2 separate regions of the Homo sapiens genome follow, and region 1 is linked to region 2. The links are chromatin contacts, found by Hi-C or POLR2A ChIA-PET in ENCODE. All regions are on one chromosome and are shown on one strand. The core of a region is the stretch at or near the end of the contact, and the rest is flanking DNA. Distances in the headings are between cores, read along the strand shown.

Region 1 (6,112 bases), core at 3,427-5,926, 44 kb after region 2:
TTCTGTTGTACAAGCTTTAGAGGTATGGAAGCAAAACAAGAACATATGGAAATGGTATTCTGGGGTTTAGCACAGACATTTTGTAAGAAATTTCAAAGCATCGATGTCTCAAAGCATATTTGCAAAGTGGGGACTAGAACATGGAAACCAAGAGTTTCCATTTTGGTCGCGTTGCAGCTGTGCCAGGTCTTCAGAAAGCTCAACCCGAGACCTCCAGCCCTGCCGTTCCTTGCAGATGGTCCACTGGTCCAGGCTTCTTGCTCGGCTGGGCTTTTTCTCATTACACTCTTGTGGAGAGGGCACCCCTGGGGCCAGAAGAAAGATGATGTCCTCTACAATGGCCCCAGGATGCTTATTATGATTCCTCCTCAGCTCAGAGCAAGCCATGAATAATTTAGGGCGGCATTTCAACCCCTCGTCTCCACTGGCTGTTCAACAAATCCTTTTTCTCCCTCTTTCTGCCTTTGATTGCCCTGGGAATGTTTAATAAAGCATCTGGCATTGAGTTTGTGCCTCAGCGTTCAACAAGCGCGACTGACATGACCTCAGCACATGCGTGTGCATTGACTGGAGGCAGCATAAATACCGTCTTGAATTCATGACCTGGAAGCATCATGGGCTTAGTGTGGGTACCCACGCTCTGGAGGGACATTTGTAGCAACAGCAAGAAGGCCAGATAATGGCTCCATTTAACAGCCATTCAGGACCATAAATATATTTCCTCGAATAAATCTGCTGATTACCCGCGCGCTGACTTGACAGCTCAGCCAAGTGGTTTGCCCTAAATGTTGCAAAAGGCCCTGCCACGAATCCATCCGTGTGGAGGACCCGGATAAAGAAAGACAATTGGTGGGTCCTTTTCGGAAATGATTGTACCACATGAGAAAAGAGATGGGGACAAAAAATCTCACAGGAGCAAGCATTTAATATCTGGCCAGTTGCCTCTACAAAATCATAACTACTGCTTCAGGAAAAATTGGCCACAATTCACATCCCAGACATGTGTTACGACAAATATTTTTGAGAAGACCAAAAAAACAAAAACAAAAAAATCCCCTGTGTTTTCTTTCAGATACATGATAAGGATGAGGGTGGACAATCGAATGCCGGTTTGTTACACCTTTAGGGGGTCAGGTTGTTTAAGATCCTTCAGGGTCTTCCCTTGGCTTTTGGGATAAAGTTTAAATTTCTTCCCATGGCAGAAGAGACACTTCCCGGTTCGACTGCATCCTCTTTGCCACAGAGAGTCTTTGTGATCTGTTCTAACCTTAGAGAACCACCGGCAAACGACTCGTTACCTGGAGTTTTCTCCCCTTTCCCATCCCCATCTCTCCTCACCTGGTGAAGCCTAATTTACCATTAGGAATTCAATCGATCGGTCATTCCCTCTGCAAAATCTCTGTTGAGTCCCTTCTCCTACCCCAGCCTGATTGGATGTCCGTCCACCTTGCTCCTCCAGACCCCGACGGCCAGCATGGGTTGTCTTGTGTGGTTTTCTTGCCCATCCTCCAGCTGGGAGAAGGGGCCACGTCCCTGCGCTGGATCATAGCAGGCGTTTGATGGCCATCTCTCCAACAAGAGACAGCATGCAGTGGACTCCTATGGTGTGCCAAGCCCTTCACCTGCCTTATCTCCTAGTCCTCCCAACCAGCCTTAGGGGGTGGGGACTAGTAATAGCCACAGTTTTCAGGTGAGGGAGCTAGGCATAGAAAGCTTCAGCAACCTCCCCAAGGTCAGGCATGTGGCCAGTAAGTGCTGGGGCCAGGCCTGCACCCGAGCACCTGCACTCCTGGGCTGAGTGAATAAACGCACGAGTCCAGGCATGCCAGGGAGACATCTTTCCTGTTATTTCCTGAGAGTGGAGGGTGGAGAGGAGCCCGCAGGGTTCTTGGTCACACACACCGGAGAGCAGGTGAGTCTGATGCTTGCGTTTGGTGCCGGCGGGGCAGGCCGGGGCGGGGCGGGAGAGTAGGGGGGAGAGGCTGCTCCTCCCCTTCCATGTCTTCTTGCTTCATGGACGTCTTGTCAGCTCCTTGCTGTAGGGGTAACAGTCACAGATTAGAGGAGTAGAAGTAGACTATTCATTGTCTTCAACTGTAAACAATACGCCCTACTTGTCCTTATTACTGCTACTCAAACATCAACATCTTAGAAAAAATGCCTCCTCCCTCCAGATCTTCTTCAGACTGAAACCCTATCGCAGGGGCCTCCCGCTTGCACGGGGTCTCAGCCACAAATCATCAGAGGCAGCGGCTCCACAGCTGCCCCCTTCCGGGCTCTGACGACCCATCCCTTAGAGCCAGGTGGGGAGGGAGGGAGAGGTGATCAAGAGGAATGGCGGGAACCAACCCCGGAGGGGACTGAGCTGGCGGTCAGGCTCCAGCAGAACTTGCCTTTGGTTGTCCAGAGAGAGCATGGCTGCTGGACGCCCAGGCAGGCTGCAAACCGTGCCCGTTAGACGTGTCTAGTGCTGCAGCGTGGAACGGGGCTTGGGGCTGAGTGCGCCCTACGTTTGCCTGTGGAAGATGAGCAGGAAGGGAGAAGGGAAGGCAGGGAGAAAGGAGGGAGGGAGGAAGGAAAGAAGGGAGAGAGAGGGGGAGGAAAGAAGGGAGGGAGGCAGAAAGGAGAAGGGAAGGAAGAAAGAAAAAGGGAGGGAAGAAAGAAAGGAGGGAGGGAAGGAAGGAAGAAGGGAAGGAAGAAAGAAGGAAAGGGACGATGTTGGAGGAAACCCAGACTCGGAGGATAGGCAGACTGAAGTTTTGAAGAGGTGTGGCTTAGGCCTGAGGGAAGAAGAGCCACCGGCCATGGCTAACTCAAGGTGGGCTCACATCTGAGGGTAGGCGTCATGTTTAGAATGGTGAGTTTCATTTTCAACTTTTTTTTCAACATCTCCTCTTTCCCATAGTTTGATTTTGTAAGGCCTTAGATGCATGTTAATTTTCCTGTCTGCAGGGCTTGGATTTGATGGACGGACTAGTTGCCCCACTGGGATCCTGAACGGCCCTCTCAGTGGCCCAGGGGCTCAGAGGCAGACCCCTTGACCTTAGTCCCAACTTGTGTCTACTCACTCAGCATCTCGTGGTTCAGAACTGCTTGGTTGCCGCTTGAAACATGAAGCTAGTTTACAACAGTTATGTTTTAATTTTAGGCATAATTGCTTTTTGAATAGAAGAGAATGATTCTGACATTACAGCATAGGTTCCAGAGTTAGTTCACTGTAATTCAGTTCCCACAATTTTACCACGAAGGCCTCCTAATGAGATTAAATCTAAGCATTACACAGTTGCCCATTTATTATTTTTCCTTGGCATGCCCAGATAGATGGTGATGACTAACCTGAACTCTGATTATTTTACCACAATAAGGTCAGCTCATTGAGGGCTCATGGCTGAGACCCAGAAAATATCATAACTCACTCAAGATAAGGTCTATGTCATGGAGTAAATCACAAACTCTATAGTTAGAACAACCCTCCCATGTACACTGATGTTCACTTTCAGCCGTGTTCTTAATCAGCTCTTGCACACAATGCGTTCTCTATTTGAAGGGTTTGCTGCTTTAATCTCAGACAATAACGGCCATTCACTTACTCTTGCCCGCACCTGCCTTCTCGATACTACAATTCCTTCACTGGAATCGCCCTCTCATTGACCTAAATCATTCATTACAAAGTATTTCAGACAAGCTCTCGATAACCCTGGAGTAGAGGTGGCACCTGTCTTTCTTTCATTTACAATACCTTTCCACTCCAGAAAGCTCCAGTCACCACTCAGAAAGATTTCTTTTCTCCTATGTTTACAATAAGCAGCTTTGCCTTTAGTAACAAAACCTGAGACCACCAGATCTTTGGGTCTACTTATTTATCCAACAAGGTTGATGAGAGCTGACGCGAGGAAGCAGGTATTCTACATTCCCAGTGGGAGTGAAAGGGGATAGAACATTTCTGGAGAGCAATTTTATAGTATGTAGCAAAAGCTTCAGAATAAAATCATCAATAAAATATTAACATTAAGTAATTAGCCATTACTATTAACTAATAATATTAAATAAATTATTAATACTTCTAAATTATTTATCCAAATAAGTGTATTTCAAGAAATTTCTTTTTTATGCTTAAAAATGCACATGTACAGTATGCTTAAAAACACACCCAGGAATGTTCAGAGTGTCTCCCTCTGTGGTAAGTTTACAGATGACTTTTCTTTGTTTTATTTCTACTTTCTACATGTAAAAAAGGATGGTGCTGTATTACTTTTGTAATATAAAAAAGCAAACAACAGCCACCAAAAAAGAGGGAGGGGAAAGAAAAAGGAAAGGGAGAGTGAGAAGGAAAAAGGAAAAAAAAGGCTGAATGACTGATACCTGACGTAAAAAAATAAATACATAAGTATGAAGGTCCTCGAACGTGGCCTATTTGTATATGCCGTAATTTGACCCGTGCCTCTCCCCTGATAACATGGAGGGAAACGGCACTTACGTTTCGTGCTTTCAGAGCCCGTAAGCAATCTAACTGAGTTCTGTGGATCTTTGGCCCTTGATTTCTGTCCCATCACAACAAAGAAAACAGAGCACATGCTGGCTTTGACAGAACTGATTTAATTATATTTGCTTACATGAGCCAGTCAGGGCTTGTGAAACACCATGCCTTCAGGGGTTGAAATACACCTGGCCTTTGATCACGGCAGAGTGAAAACTTCTCCTCACACTCATGTCTGCATCCTAGGAAGAAGGTTCTGATGCTTCTGCATCCTAGGAAGAAGGTTCTGATGCTGGGGTTGATGGGAGTCCCTAAGGGTTCCTGGCACTGCCCTAACCTGCTCACTCGTGGTCTCAAAGAAATTCTACTCCTTAAATAATTTCTTCTAAGCAAGACCGGATCTTCTACTCCCTTTGGCGTTCCTTCAAAACTTGTCAACATATCTGCAGGCACATAGTCTTCGTGTAGGCGTTCTAGACTAATGAAATGTTTCTGCTTCTCATTTCTTCCACCTTGGGGATTGCTGAGGTAATATTCTAACTATAACCTGCAAGAAGATCGGGGGAAGATTTTCATACACCTGCGTGGCTTTGGAAACTGGGGAAGCTGGGGCACCTCATGAACTAAAGAAACAGAAACAAACATGAGGGCTCCTAAAGCTGGAGTGTCTGAGCCATAGGAAAGAGGGTGGGGTATCGAGCTGTGGCGGGAACTTGCAATCTCCTGTGATCTGTTTTATCGACATGGCAGCCTGCAGTGGTCCACACGCACCAGCAGGGATCCTCCTCTCCCAAGGTGTGCTTTATATGTGTGGCTGTGTGAAAATTATTGAAAACCATGTTTTTGTTTTGTTTTGTTTTGTTTTTGAGACAGTCTTGTTCTGTCACCCAGGCTGAAGTGCGATGGCATGATCTCAGCTCACTGCAACCTCTGCCTCCCGGATTCAGGCAATTCTCCTGCCTCAGCCTCCCAAGTATCTGGGATTACAGGCACCCACCACGCCTGGCTAATTTTTGTATTTTTAGTAGAGGCGGAGTTTCACCATGTTGGCAAGAATGGTCTTGAATTCCTGACCTCAGGTGATCCACCTGCCTTGGCTTCCCAAAGCGCTGGGATTACAGGCATGAGCCACCGCTCCTAGCCCATCTCTCTTTTTTTTTTTTTCTGTTTGACGAGGTCTCACTCTGTCAGCCAGGCTGGAGTGCAGTGGCACAATCATGGCTTACTGCAGCCTTGACCTCCTGGGCTCAAGTGACTCTGCTGCCTCAGCCTCCTGAGTAACTGGGACTACAGGTATGTGCCACCACACCCAGCTAACTTTTAAAAAGTTTTTGTAGAGATAGGGTTTTGCCATGTTTCCCAGGCTGGTCTGGAACTCCTGGGCTCAAGCAATCTGCTCACCTCGACCTCCCAAAATGCTGGGATTACAGGTGTGAGCCACTGCATCGGGCCAAAAACCGTCTCTTAATGGATACACTTATTTCAATACCCATTAGAAGAGGAAGGCATTTAGAAGTTATTTCAGTCTTTAAATGCTTATTTTTCCACCACCATGTATAAATAGAAAGAGAAAAAAAGCTAGAAATCGTCGTCTGCCTGAGCAGAAATGCCATGTACCTCACTGGCTGCAAGTAC
Region 2 (5,844 bases), core at 2,148-4,647:
GTGTGAGTTAAATGAGAGAACGTATGTATGCAGCTGTCTGAGGAGTGGGAGGGGTTCTGATAAGATATGCCATCAGTAGTAAACACAGTGTATTTTTGCATTTGGAGGCCAGGAGACTAGTCTGATGGGGGCACAGGGCTTGTGTTGGGAAGGAGAGGGAGGTGAGTTTACAGGGTGGTGGCGTGTAACTGTGGAATCACTCTGAATATTGGCACTGGAAGATTTTGGACACACCACTTTCCAGGTGCATAACCTGAACCCCAGATTATGTTGGAGTTCTTATCACATGACCGCTGTATTCATAATATCATCTGAATATCTGCCCTTTTCAAGAATACAAGAGCATTGAGGGCCAGAGACTGTAACTTACACATCTTTGCAAACTCCTATAAAACCCAGCACATCATACTGCTGCTCAGTCACTACTTTTTGAATGGGGGGAGCATGAGCTCATTAAAGAAATGTGGTAACTATACCAATGGCTTAGTACTCTGCAGCTCACCAGTTAATCAGATCAAAACTGGTGATCAAAACGAATCAGATGGCTGAGGTATGAACGTAGGTGAGTCAGGCGGCTGGATGAGATGGCTCCATAAAGAGCTCTGGAATTCGTTCTGTCCTGGGCACAGCCCTTATGAAAGAAACCAAAAGAAAAAGGGACTGGAAAAATATAGATAATATCCAATGCCAGCAAAGGTGTCGTTAAACAGGCACTCAGATGCGATTCTCAGTGCAGGATCAATTGGCACAAACACTTAGGAAGGCAATTTGGCAATGTGTATTCAAAGAGGTATGGCCTTTGAGCCAATCATTCCACACAAGTGGATTTATCTTTATTTTATTTATTTTATTTTATTTTTTGAGACAGGATCTCACCCTGTTGCCCAGGCTGGAGTGCAGTGGCATGATCTCACCTCACTGTGACCTCTGCCTCCCGGGTTCAAGCGATTTTCCTGCCTCAGCATCCCAAGTAGCTGGGACTACAGGTGCCTGCCACCGTGCCTGGCTAATTTTTGTATTTTTAGTAGAGACGGGGTTTCATTATGTTGACCAGGCTGGTCTTGAACTCCTGACCTCATGATCAGCCCACCTCGGCCTCCCAAAGTGCTGGGATTACAGGCTTGAGCTACTGCGCCCGGCCGCATTTATCTTTAATGTCTGAATTAACGGAGGGGCCAAGCAGGGAGGTCACCTGCATGGAAGGGAAGACCCACAGGGAATGTACAGCCAACAACGTCGAGGTAGGTGTACATGTGGGGGCGGGGTAGAGAGGACACAGTAGGGTGGCAGAATCTACATGGTTAGAGGGGGCATCTGTGTAGGGGCAGTGGAGGCAGCAGCCAGAGAAGGGTACCCAAGTCCAAGCAGTAGGATAGTGGGGCAGAGGGAATGGGAGACTGGATACATGGAGGGGGAGGACTCCGTAACTAAATATATTGAGAGTGACGGGAGCCGAGTTTCTCACTACTAGAGAGAACAGTTATAATTATGGAAAACAAGAAAACTAGATTGAAGTCTCCGGTGCAGAACTGAAAATGGGGCAATTGATGTGAACTCACAGTTGCAAACGTTACAGGTGAAAAACGCCCTCCTGGCCGGTCACGGTGGCTCACGCCTGTAATCCCAGCACTTTGCGAGGCCAAGGTGGGTGGATCACTTGAGGCCAGGAGTTCGAGACCAGCCTGGCCAACATGAGGAAATCGCATCTCTACTAAAAATACACACATTTGCCTAGAGTGGTGGCACATGCCTGTAATCTCAGCTGCTTGGGAGGTTGAGGCACGAGAATCGCTTGAACCTGGGAGGTGGAGGTTGCAGTGAGCCAAGATTGTGCCATTGGGCAAAAGAGTGAGAATCCGTCTGGAAGGAAGGAAGGAAGGAAGGAAGGAAGGAAGGAAGGAAGGAAGGAAGGAAATTGAGCACCTTTTCAATTTGCTTATCCTCCATTTTTAGTTCCTTCTCTGAAATGTGTGTTTACATCTTTTGTCATTAAGAGTTTTGGGGATATTAGTAAACTTAGCCATTCATTCCTAATAAGTATCATGAATATTTTCCCAGTTCTTCAGTTTTGGTTTGGTTTTGTTTTTTTGGAGACGGAGTCTCAGTCTGTTGCCCAGGCTGGAATGCAGTTGCACGATCTCGGCTCACTGCAGCCTCTGTCTCCTGGGCTCAGGCCATCCTCCTGTCTCCAGAGTAGCTGGGAATACAGATGTGCACCATCGTGCCTGAGTAATTTTTGTTGTTGTTGTTTAGTAGAGACGAGGACTTGCTATGTTACCCAAACTGGTCTCCAATTCCTGGGCTCAAGCAATCCTCTGTGCTGTACCGCGAGTACTTCCTCTTTTATTTTTTTTAAATAAATAGAGACGGGATCGCACTGTGTTGTCCGGGCTGGTCTTGAATTCCTGGCCTCAGGCGATCCTTTGGGAGGCCGCTGTGGCCTCTCAAAGTGCTAGGATTACAGGCCCGAGCCACCATGCCGGGCCCCAGTTCTTCAGTGGTATATTATTTTATAGCCAACCTAGGTTTAAAATTTTGTATTTGGTCGGGCTTTTCCATTTTTTCCCCTGATGTTTTCTGGGTTTTGTATCGTGCTTACAAACAGCTTTGCCTTCTCATTACTCTACATTGATGCACCCGTATTTTTGTCACGGTTTCTTATTCTCGTGCGCGTGCACAGTGTTCGATGCATTTGGGTGCTGCGTGGAAGGCGTGCCCTGCTCAGCGACAGAGCCTGGGCGCGGGCTTCCTCCAGCACAGGGGGCGAGGGGCTTGCCCTGGAGTCACTTAGCCACCGCCTGAGCTTGGGCCACTTCCTCCACCACTTCTATCTGCATTTCCTCATCTGTTAGATGGGCTAACAGTAGAACCCACCTCAGAGGAGACTCTAGAGGTCATCGTGGTGATCCGCACCAGCTTAGAGCTGAGCCTGGCCCAGAGTACATGCTGAATCTAAACGCTCAGTGTTATGTTGTGTTGTGTTGTGTTGTGTTGTGTTGTGTTGTGTTGTGTTGTGATGTGGTGTTGTGATGTTATGTTATGTTATGTTATGTTATGTTATGTTATGTTATGTTATGTTATGTTATGTTATGTTATGTGTTATCATGCACCATGATAGGTTTGAATCCGGGGGCCAGCGTCCCCGGTCCCGGCGCCTGGCAGCGGGAGGTTCTGGATGGAGCCGCAGCAGGGTTGCCCCGCGGGCTGAGAAGCCCTCCTAGCTCTGCCCGCGGCCGCGGCGGACCCGGGAGACGCCGGACCTGTGGCGGGGTGAGCGGGGGCGGGTTCACCGCAGGCGGGGCGAGGCTCGCTGCCATCGCTAGGAGGCTCTGTTGCCGCTAGGACCTTGCGATCTCCGACTTCGGGGCTTGCGGGCTGGTTCTCAGAATGCAGTCTCTCCCGGGCCCGGCGGCCTCTTCAGCACCGCGGTCCCAGTGGGCTCGGCGTGCTTTTTAAATAAAGGAAATTAAACACACACGCTCTCTCTCTCACACACACACAGAGTGCTTAAATAATTAACAAATCGAGGCTTAAGGACAGACATTTCCTGGCTTTGGCTGGGTGGAAGCCAGCCACTAAGGCGGGGGCTGGTGAGCTGCCGCCCCGGGAGGAGCTAGGGGCGCACGCCACGTGCGGGTGCTCGGGCCTGCACCCCTGCTCGGGAGACCTGGAGCGGAGCGAGCGCCCGGGCTGCCCAGGACCTGGCCGTCTGGCACTTCCTCCGAGTTTAGGGTGCGCTGAGTCAGCTGCGGGGGCCAGCGGGGGCCAGTTAGGGGTCTGCAAACCAGCAGTTCTCGGCCTGTCCTCTTTTGCTGACACTCGCAGCCTCTGCCCACGTGGTCACTGTTGCCCCAAGGTTTCTGCTGTGCCGGCCAGCACTTCCTCTTTTTCTTTCTTTCTTTCTTTTTTTTTAATTTAAATTTTGCCTTTTTGAAAAAAAGAGAGACAGGGTCTCGCTATGTTGGCCAGGCTGGTCTCAAACTCCTGGCCTCAAGTAATCCTCCCACCTGAAGCACTTGGTTTGTTGCAGCGACTGATCGCCTCTCTTCCTCTTCCCCACTTGGTTCGGATGGTAAAGTGCATCCTCCCGAGGCAGCCTGGGCTGGAAGGCTCTCCTTCAGGGGGCCCTGCCCTAATTACCCTAACTACCCTCATGTCTCACGCCTCTCTGGTCCCCGTGGCTGCCAAGCCCCCTCGGAGAACCCAAGGGCGCCTGCAAGTTCTGCCTCCTCCAGAGCCTTCACAGCGGCCTGGGGTCCCCCTCTCCCCTCTTTACTGAGCAGCAAACTTCTCTGCTCTTTCCTGAACGCCCCAGTCTAACATGCTTGGCTCTGAGCCTGCTCTTCATTTCAGTGTCCACTAAGCAGACACACCTATATGTTATGGCTGGAAACAGGCCGCATGTCTTTATTAGAGGGCAGGAGGCGGTCGTTCCTGTCTTCTTTATTAGGTTGTATATGCCCATCTCCATCGCGCCCAGAGCATCCTGCCCCGCTGAATCTTTCTAGTCGACTCTTCTCTCAAAACTCTGTGGCTAAATTCTCTTTAAAACCTGTCCTTGTCCCAGCTACTGGGAAGGCTGAGGCAGGAGATTCACTTGAACTCGGGAGGCAGAGGTTGCAGTGAGCCGAGATGGCGCCACTGCACTCCAGCCTGGCGACAGAGCGAGACTCCGTCTCAAAAAAAAAAAACCCAACAACAACAACAACAACAAAACCTGTCCTTATGCCCTCAGATAGGGTTTCTCACTCTTGCTTCTCTGCACATCCTCTGAGGCCTGTACATTCTATTACTATTATTATACTAAATTGGTAGTTATTGAGTTACTTGTCTGTTCCATTTCCTAGACTCTAAGATCCCACATCTTATTTATTTTATGATCTTAGTAAGATATCTCACTATATGGATCTTTGTATCTCCAGGACCAAATACAGTGCCTGACCTTGGGGTCTCTCTTTTCTTTACATTTAGAATCTTCCTTCCACTTCTTATACCGTACGCCTCCCCTGCCTCACTCATTCTGTTTCTAGATGTCTGGTCATGGGAAAGCCGAGCTTCTTAGGGACTGCCATGGGGAGTGTGAGACTGCAGGGATTCTCCAGCTGTTTGTGTGAGTGTTTGTTTCAAGGGCACAGCACCTAATTGATCATAGGGATCTTGTCCAGCTGTTGAACACGTCTAGAAAAACAAATTAAGGCAGAGCAGACCAGAAGTGCATTCCATCGTCAGCCCCCAGAATAGGTGTAGCACCTGTCATAAATCCCAACATGGCTCCCGGCACTTCCAGATAGTGGCTGTCCTTGTCTCTGTGCATGGGAGTTTCTGTAGCAGGAGAAAGGCATGGCTGGGTGGGAGAACGGGGTGGCATAGTTTCCTCAGACCAATTTTAACATTAGCCTAAGGAAAATATTGTAAATAACTAAGAAGGTGGGATAATGCATTTCAGAACCAAACCAAAACGATTATCTTAATTAATCAAGAAGAATTGTCTGTATGATAGATATGATGAAACCAGTCCAGGAGGAGGAAAGAACTAACTGATCTGGAGGAAGAAAGTTAGGACACAGAAAGTGGAAACAGAAACAGGAAGGAAGTGGGAAGTGTCAGCTTCTTCAATCTGAAGCAATTTACCCAGAACAAATTTAACCTGTGCTTCAAGGAACTTTCAGTGCCAAAGTGGATTTAACTACTTGTTTACAGGTTACCTATGACTTGTCCTTTGAAACCCATCTTCTCATAGGTCTGTGATATGGCATCATGAAAAACCCTCAATCAAGACACTGTGCTAGCCTGCCCATGCAGCTAGCCTGACTCAGAAGGTACTAGAACATTCTATACTTCCTC

The links. A loop is a pair of places that touch in the nucleus more often than their neighbours do. ChIA-PET counts read pairs that join two places held with the same protein, here RNA polymerase II (POLR2A). Pooled maps may share reads with other maps.
Region 1: a loop to region 2 is called in a map of endothelial cell of umbilical vein, with 3 times the contacts of the local background. The contact joins two enhancer-like sites. A Hi-C loop is called at or near these places in 6 of 168 maps with a recorded cell type or tissue (Caco-2, Calu3, HepG2 and 3 more) and 13 of 50 pooled maps. POLR2A ChIA-PET finds 5 or more read pairs at or near these places in 5 of 52 experiments (AG04450, HEK293T, Panc1 and 2 more).

The regions. Positions count from the first base shown.
Region 1 is chr4:183,352,880-183,358,991 of GRCh38, reverse strand. No RefSeq gene overlaps it. Among named protein-coding and RNA genes, the nearest start is that of CLDN24, 34 kb to the right of the region's middle. RefSeq lists an enhancer at 367-867. Within about 2 kb of position 4,676, at least 2 of the 41 ENCODE cell types and tissues checked have a DNase peak (open chromatin) inside an H3K27ac peak, as active enhancers do.
Region 2 is chr4:183,396,329-183,402,172 of GRCh38, reverse strand. No RefSeq gene overlaps it. Among named protein-coding and RNA genes, the nearest start is that of CDKN2AIP, 45 kb to the left of the region's middle. RefSeq lists an enhancer at 3,429-4,220. Within about 2 kb of position 3,397, at least 24 of the 41 ENCODE cell types and tissues checked have a DNase peak (open chromatin) inside an H3K27ac peak, as active enhancers do.